2 separate regions of the Homo sapiens genome follow, and region 2 is linked to region 1. The links are chromatin contacts, found by Hi-C or POLR2A ChIA-PET in ENCODE. All regions are on one chromosome and are shown on one strand. Each heading gives the region's core, a stretch centred on a gene start or an enhancer-like site at or near the end of the contact. The rest is flanking DNA. Distances are from core to core; before and after follow the strand shown.

Region 1 (4,309 bases), core at 1,333-3,832:
AACTGTTTTGTAACAGAAGTCTTAAGAAAAAAATGAAGATATTATCTTGGAAGCTCTTAACAGTGAAAGAAAATGTTCTAAATGCACAGACAGGTACCTAAGACTTTAGGAAAACAGAATCAAGAGAAATGTCTCAGGTAAGATGCTTTTTATTCCAAATAACAGCAACCAACAGAACCAAAAACAGCAACAGTTACAGAAACCAACTGTGTGCTTGGCACATAGTAAATGCTCAGTATGTGCTACAAAAGTTATGATTACAAGGAACAGAGGCTCAGTAAAGTTAATCCTAATGATAAAATTGTGAGAAATCCACAAAATAAAGAAAATACAAAGGCTTTTAATGAAACTACTTTGGCTGATTTAATTCTGAGAAACTTAGAATATATATATAAAAAAATCCACTGTAAAAAAGACTTGAAGTACAAAAAATTGAAGAAAAGTATGGACCAAACCTACATTATTCACATGACTAATATGAATAATGTTAAGACTTCTAATGATATTATCTTTAACAAAGGCAAAAAAAGGACTGCATGATAATAGTTAGGTCAAACCAAACTTGATTGCACAGCCATACCTAAAGAATGTAAAGACAACACCAATGCAGAGAGAACTCCATAGGGACATGTCATAAGCCTCTATCCTTACCCTGATCTGTTCAATGACAGGTAGGAAGAAATAGAAGGAATATTCATCAAATCCGCTAGTGGCATTAAGTTAGAAAGGACAGTTAAGGCACTGAATAACTAAATTAGGATTCATAATCATTCTGAAAGCCTAAAACATGTGACCAAAAAATTGAACAGTCATAAATGTAAGTCATGACATTAAGGATAATAATAATTCCATTACACAAAAATGGTGTAAATCTAGATCACTGCAGTTTATGTAAAAAAGATCTAAAGTTTACAGTACATCACTGATAGTTTTTAAAGCAAATGTGATCTAATGCCAAACAGCGGAAGTATAATCCGAGTCAAAGGAAGTAGTACATTATCCTCTCAGGTACTTTTCAAAGCACATCCAAAGAGCTATGTTTACCATTAGGCACTGCATTTTAAGAAAAATGCTGACAAGCAGGAGAGTTTTCAGAGAAAGGTCTAGATACATCACATAGACCAATCAAAAGAAGTGAGGCTATATTGCTTAGAAAAGAATTTATGAGGAGGAGTTGTAACAGCTGAATTCACATATCTTAAGGGCAGCAGTGTGAAAGAAAGAACAGACAGTTTCCTTTTCTTTGGAGGACTAAGAACTAAGATCAACACAAAAGTTACAGGGACAAGTACATCTGTTTAATATAAGAAACTAAAAAAGAAAGCCAACAAGGGAATAGTCTGCACCCAAAATGGCGAGTTTAATGCCACACTAGTTCGGGCATAGGGTTGACAGACAGCCGTCTGCCAAGGAGATTTCAAAACTGACTCTTTCATTGAAGGGATAATTGCCAAGATGTCTTCTGACTTCAAGATTATAATTTTAATATTTAATATTCAGAAGTCATGTGGGGATCACAGATATTCTGAATGATTATGTCTTTTCATTCCCCAATGGAACGAAAGAAAAAAATAAACTCCTCTCCCAAGTATCTCTCTATAAAACAGAATCTCTCCCTACAATGTAATTCGGTTTCTTTGCTAATCCCTAAGCATACCGTTCCTTCCTTCCAAATCTCCTGCTCTGATCTCAAGTATTTGATACTCCAGTCATGACTGTTCTCAAGCCTCCATCACCCCGCTCTCCCCCAAGTCGACCCCACTACCTTCCATCTCAGGAGCTCATCCCGTTCCTCTGGAACTTGAACACCAGGGTTCGCCAGGCAGCGTTCCTTCAGCTGGTATCTCGGTCTAGGACTCAGATGTCTAACTCCCCTTGCAGGGAATCTGCAACACGCTGAGGTTGTCTACCCTAAAAGACACAGGATGGCGTCAGCAGCATACGTCACACAATCACACATCAGAGTCTTGCAAAGTGACCAAGAGGTGCTACACAAGAGAAGTGCCCCAAGAGAGCACTAGAGAGGTGTGTGGCACTCCGATGAACAAAACAGAGTGGAGATCGGGTACGCGGGTTCTGCTTCAGATCCAAAAAACCCTTGGTGCCCACCCTAGAATCTGGCCGGGGCATCCACAGACCTGGTGTGTTCCCTCTGTGCACACTTGTGACTCACACCCCTGCGAGCTCGGATAACACGAAGACACACCTGTTGCAGAGCGTTAAAGCTGGAAGGTGGACAAACAGGGCGGGGCCCGGCACCCGACTTCCCCTTAGGCCAGAACAAAAGAACAAAGCCCTCCAAGGGATCAGGGCGGGACCGCCCCGCACAGAAGGAGGCGAGGTGCGCCCCCTTCGAGGACTCCCCAGCTTTCTCCTGCAGAGGCCTCTAAGCGCGAAATCAGAAGGGTGACGTCACGAGTCCGGAGGGCTGGCTGTTGCCATGGTGATACCTGAGCTCCCCTCCCCCTATAGCGATCCACACACTCTGATCCCGGGTCCGGAAGCGCATTGACCGCCACCAGACCTAACGCAGGGAGCCGAAGCAACTGGACTTCCAGCGCGCCAACCTCTTTCCACGCCTACAACCGGCTTCAACGGTCACTTCCGGTCGTTACGAGCGAGCCCCGCCCCGCACGCCGGCGCCGGGCGGGCACACTGGACCAGCGTTCCCAGAACACTCCGCGAAGGTGTTCCTGAACTTCATTTCCCAGAGGCTTTAGCTAACGTGTACTTTCGCCCTGCGATGGGCCGCACATTTTCGCCGCCAGTCTTTTGCTCCTGTTTCAGGTATGCGTGTGCATTGTAAACTTGTCTGACTGAACTGATTATAAGAAATGCACGTCTACTGACCGAGCGCAGTGGCTCACGTCTGTAATCTGAGCACTTTGGGAGGCCGAGGTGGGTGGATCACTAGGTCAGGAGTTCGAGACTCAGCCTGGCCAATATGGTGACACCCCGTCTCTACTAAAAATACAAAAATTAGCCGGGCGTGGTGGCGCGCGCCTGTAGCTACTCAGGAGGCAGAGGCAGAAGAATCGCTTGAACCCGGGAGGAAGAGGTTGCAGTCAGCCGAGATCGCGCCACTGCACTCCAGCCTGGGCGGCAGAGCGAGACTCCGTCTCAAAAAAACAAAACAACAAAAAAAAAAAAAAGAAAGAAAGAAAAGAAAAAAAAGAAATACACGTCTACACACAGTTTTAAAACGCAAACAATCGTTACCTTTATTACATGTTCTACCTTCTATTTTCTGTTCTACTCTTTTGTCGTTTTGAAAATACTGGTAGTTACCCATTAAAATTGTTTTCACGACTCTCAAATGAGTGGCGACCAACTTTTTTTTTTTTTTTTTTTTTTTTGAGACGGAATCTAGCTCTGTTGCTCAGGCTGGAGTGCAATGGCGCGATCTCGGCTCGCTGCAACCTCCACCTCCCGGGTTCAAGCGATTCTCCTGCCTCAGCCTCCCGAGTAGCTGGGATTACAGGCATGCACCACCATCCCCGGCTAATTTTTGTATTTTTAGTAGAGACGAGGGGGTCACCATGTTGGCCAGGCTGGTCTCGAACTCCTGACCTCAAGTGATCCGCCCGCCTCGGCCTCCCAAAGTGCTGGGATTGCAGGCGTGAGCCACTGCGCCCGGCCCCAACATGTTTTTCTAATGCTTAAGGAAACCCGGAGATAATATTCCCATGTTTTGCCACTTAGTAAAGCATTTTATATGCCTGTGTCAGCGAGCACATAGCTGCAAGTGTAGCCCATGGCCAGTCTGTCACTGTGTCCTTGGCAGAAAAAAAGAATCCAACAAATCGGTAGGTTTTTATATTTAAGACATGGCACTTGCATTTTATTATGCTGGCGTGCATCCCCAGCATTTGGATAAGGGGCCAAGGTCAAGTCTCTCAGACTGTTGGCTGACAAACATTAAACCTGGAAATCCTAACAGAGTGTATGAAAAACAATTACAGTCAAGGGAACATGATAGAGAAAGCTTCGGTCATCTTAGAGAATGCATATATTGCCATGAAGAGAACATTGGTTTAAAAAAAAATGTTCAAGAGAATGAAAAGACAAGTCACAGACTGGGAGAAAATACTTGCAAAGTACATATCTGATAAAGAACTGATATCCAAAATATATAAGAACTCTTAAAACTCAACAATAAGGAGACAAACCGATTAAAAAAATAGGCCAAAGACCCTAACAGATGTCACCAAAGAAGATATGCAGATGGAAAATAAGCATATGAAAAGATGCTCCACATATGTCCTCAGTGAAATGCAAATTAAAACAATGGGATGCCACTATACACCTG
Region 2 (4,309 bases), core at 1,070-3,569, 270 kb after region 1:
GGAGAATTGCTTGAATCTGGGAGGTGGAGGTTGTAGTAAGCTGAGCTCACGCCACTACACTCCAGCCTGGTTGGTAGAGCAAGACTCCATCTCAAAAAACAAAAACAAAAACAAACCCAAAACATATTGCTAACTTTAGTTTGCTAGTAATTTGTGGATACATTTTTGTATCGTACTGCTTCAGTATCCTTACTAGTTATAGGTCTATTCACATTTTTTATTTCTTTTTAATTAAATTTTAATAGATTGTTTCTAGGAGCTTATCCACTTCATCTAGGTTATCCAATTTGCTGGCATACAATTCTTCACAATATTCTTTTATAATCCTTTTGATTTCTGTAAATTCGTAATGTTTCTTCTTTTCCTTCCTTCCTTCCTTTCTTTCCTTCTTTCCTTTTCTTCCTGTTTATTCTTTTCATTACAATCTCTGATTTTCATGACAGTCAATCTCAAGGGAAAGCTATGACCACCTCCATGTGAACCTGAAAATGGATATCCTATGTGTTTGGCCCAGCTACCATAGACATCTCTTGCCCCAGAGTTCCGGTGTATTTTTCCCTCTTAGTTTTTCGGTTCCTCTCCGCCATTGCACCAGCCTCAGGTCCACATAGGATGCTCTCTGCTGAGTATTGCCTTGAGTTACTGCTCTCTCTCATGTTCTAGCTGATGCTACTCGTGATCACAGTATCACCTGAGTAGGAAAGAGGATGCTAGAGGTAAAAAATGCTACCACAGCATTTTGTTTGTTTATAAAATGTTAGACCCTGGTCCCCTCCATTTTTTTCCCCTTTCATATCTAAATTTTGAGACCACTGGCCTCTAACAGTCTGTAGTAGCCCTAAGTTCAAGGTGTCATATGCTTCTCTGGTGCCTGTTAGTGAGCCAAATAGAGAAACACTATGCTAGAGAGACTGCTGACCAGGAAGATCACATCAAACCAATGGTAACAGAAATTGAACTGCAGTTCTCCAAGGACTTCGGTAATTATGGTGCATATTCTAGAGGCATACTCATTCAGATTAGAAGCGCAGAGGAGACAAAGTACATGCCCATTATCTGTGCTAATAGCAGGACATTGACACTGGAGGACTTACTGCTAGAGATGGCATAAAAGAACGTGGTATGAGCAATCCTCTGATGGATGTGGCGATGATTATTCCAACAAGAATGGAGGAAATGTGTTGGGACCAAAATTTCACATCACACTGGATTCCCAGATAATTCACAGTGATCTCAACGCCTCTTGTGACAGGATCCATTTTCCCAACTCGATCAAAAGCAATGTTGATGGTGCCATGAAAATTTTTCAAACACAGTAAATAGAGAAAAAGTAACCCAGAAAATTGAAATATTTCCTTTTGAAGGTTTTGGAGTATTCTGTTCTCTCCTTGGTAGCGTACAGATCAGCTGTTTTCAGAAAAAGCTGCCTGCTTAGTTCTTCCAAAGCATCCACTTCCTGTTGAGTAAGTGGTAATACTTTCTATCATTCCCCAGAATCCTGATGGTTTGTTATGCACCTCCCCTTTCTGGAACATCGTTCTCTGTGCCATTGCCATCCTTTTCTTTGTGGTTATGATCATATCCATGGTTTGGAGCAGTCGCTGTTCCAGGGCTAGAATATCTGTGTCAGTCACATTCCTGAGGAAATAAGACATCAAAGTGTATGTGCAGTAGACGGCACCAAATCCAGAAAGGAGGGCCATGAGAGTAACTCCAATCACACCAACCCAGCTGATGAGCTGTTCTATGGATAAGATCCCATGTTTTGGGCTGAGAATGGGAAAGGAATCTCCTAGTTTCCAGAAAAAACAGATAAAGGTCAACCACAAGAGACAGGAAAAAAGCAGTCGTTGTTTATGCACTAAGACAGAGGAGACAAAAGTAGTCGGATGTTGCTCACAATAAAATAGCCAGTTTAAAAACGCACCATGAAAACCAGAATCAGCAGAATTACACCTAGGTTCAATTTCCAGTAAAAATAACGACAGCTGCTACTCAATACTCCAAAGATTTCAAAGATGATGAGCTCAAACATAGTGCAAGAAAATGCAAACGTCACAGAGAAGATCACCTGTACAACATACTGACGCACCTCATAGTTCTTAAACAATTGGCACATGAAGAAAAGCCACCCAAATTAAAAAAAAATAGTATCTGGGAGGTAATCACGATGCTGGAATCAATCAGGAAGCCTATGGTGAAGTGTAGGGAGGGCTCCTGCCTCCATTTCCCACTTCCAAGGCCGCGGCACGCTGGGGCCACCGGCCTCTCACACAGGCGGCCTTCGCCCAGGTGCAGCCGTAGGGACTGCGGCTCGTCAGCCTGACGCCATCAAGCTGCGCCCCAGCCAGCCAGTCAATGGCTGTGTCCAGAGCTTCCCGCCTCGGGCTCAGCGTAGGTGGAGCGGACGCCTCCACTTTCATTTCTGATTTTAGTCTTCTGCGTCTCCTCTCTTGTTTATTTGTTTGTTTGTTTTTTGAGACAGAGTCTCACTCTATTGCCCAGACTTCGGTGGTGCCATTTCGGCTCACTGCAACCTCCGCCTCCTGGGTTCAGACGATTCTCCTGCCTCAGTCTCCTGAGTAGCTGGGATTACAGGCGCCGCCACAACGCTAGGCTAACTTTTGTATTTTTAGTAGAGACGGGGCTCTCGCCATGTTGGCCAGGCTGGTCTCGAACTCCTGACCTCAGGTGATCTGCCCACTTCGGCCTCCGAAAGTGCTACAGTTACAGGCATGAGCCACCGCGCCCGGCCCGCTCTTCTTTTTTCTTGGTTCATTTAGCTAAATGTTTGTCAATTTTGGTGAACTTTTCAAAGAACCAACTTTTGGTTTCATTGATTTTCTATATTGTTTCCAGCCTGTCCTTTCCGATGGCTTGCCTTTTCTGACAGCCTGCCCTATGGATTTAGCAATTACTAGCCAGGTTCACAGTTGCATAAGCCAATTCCTTAAAAAAAAATCAACCTCTCACATATAAATATTCATCTGGATGATTCTCCACAAACCGAATAAACCCCGCCTACCAGCATGCAGCTCAAGAGCACCCTAAGTTCCTTTCCAATCACTATGCGGAGGGAACCACTATTGCGACTCGCCCCACACCCACCGGCGAGAAGGCAGGGTCTTGCTTTGTAGTCCAGGCTGGAGGGCAGGGCGTAATCAGCTCACTTGAACTCCTGGGCTAAAGTGATCCTCCCTCCTCAGCATAAGCGACTAAAGGCTGGCTAATTTTTAAATTTTTTTTTGTAGAGACGGTGTCTTAATTATGTTGCCAGGGCTAGCTTCTAACTCCTGGCTCAAGTGATCCATCCGCTTCAACCAACTAAAGTGCTGGGATTGCAGGCGTGAGACACTGCGCACCGGATCACTGAAGCTGGACTGTATAGACATAGCTCCTTTTTTTTTTTTTTTTTTTTTTTTTTTTGAGACAGAGTTTCCCTCTTTGTTGCCCAGGTTGGAGTGCAGTGGCGCGATCACGGCTCACTGCTGCCTCCGCCTCCCGGGCTCAAGCGATTCTCCTGTCTCAGCCTCCGGAGTAGCTGGGATTACAGGCGCCTGCCACCACGCCCGGCTAATGTTTGTATTTGTAGCAGAGATGGGGTTTCACCATCTTGGCCAGGCTGGTCTTGAACTCCTGACTGCGTGATCCACCCGCCTCGGACTTCCAAAGTGCTGGGATTACAGGCGTGAGCCACCGCACCCGGCCTGAGACCTGGGAATTTTAGGAGAATCATTGGGTTGAACAAAAATTAGACACAGGCTGGGTGCGGTGGCTCATGCTGTAATCCCAGCACTTGGGAGGCTGAGGCAGGAGAATCGCTTGAACCCGGGAGGTGGAGGTTGCAGTGAGCCGAGATTGTGCCATTGCACTCCAGCCTAGGGGACAAGAGCCAGACTCCGTCTCAAAATAAAATAAAATAAAATAAAAAATAAAATAAAATAAAATAAAATAAGAAAATAAAAAAATAAAATAATATTCCCAGGTCTCACTTAATAGGCTGTCCAAAGCCAGTCTTGGACGCCATTAGGGAGACTCCTACCCTTTTTGCCTTACCTTTCTTTCACGTCAAAGTAATTCTGTGAATCATTGTTCTCTCGCTTTTCAAGTGGAGTCTCCTTCCTAGTTGGAGAATAGTAGCTCCTTGTCACTACTGCAGACACCCTTAGGGAGGACACCTGTGGTTTCCTGCCTTGCTTATTAGATGTCTACAATTTTTTCTTGGATTATTTTTTGAATAAATAACTTGGCTTCATTCACCATTCCAGATACTATTATTGCCACTTTACTATATGCTTACAGTATGTGT

Evidence for each region. Hi-C counts contacts between places; a loop is a spot of excess contacts on that map. ChIA-PET counts read pairs that join two places held with the same protein, here RNA polymerase II (POLR2A). Pooled maps may share reads with other maps.
Region 2: a loop to region 1 is called in a pooled map, with 5 times the contacts of the local background. The contact joins the enhancer-like site here to the promoter of ZNF184 in region 1. A Hi-C loop is called at or near these places in 7 of 50 pooled maps. POLR2A ChIA-PET finds 5 or more read pairs at or near these places in 4 of 52 experiments (AG04449, CD4-positive, alpha-beta memory T cell, CD8-positive, alpha-beta T cell and 1 more).

The regions. Positions count from the first base shown.
Region 1 is chr6:27,470,523-27,474,831 of GRCh38, forward strand. ZNF184 (zinc finger protein 184) reads right to left here and starts at 2,583. Exons shown (of 6, transcript NM_001318891.2): 1 at 2,207-2,583; 2 at 1,766-1,911. The coding sequence starts at 1,772. LOC105375001 (a long non-coding RNA gene) reads left to right here and starts at 2,602. Exons shown (of 2, transcript XR_926664.4): 1 at 2,602-2,787. RefSeq lists enhancers at 1,705-1,834, 2,165-2,254, 2,275-2,374, 2,435-2,594.
Region 2 is chr6:27,736,157-27,740,465 of GRCh38, forward strand. It overlaps the pseudogene GPR89P. Among named protein-coding and RNA genes, the nearest start is that of TRT-AGT4-1, 12 kb to the left of the region's middle. RefSeq lists enhancers at 1,418-2,617, 2,081-2,200, 2,211-2,550. Within about 2 kb of position 2,320, at least 8 of the 41 ENCODE cell types and tissues checked have a DNase peak (open chromatin) inside an H3K27ac peak, as active enhancers do; they include CD8-positive, alpha-beta T cell, where a contact is called at or near this core.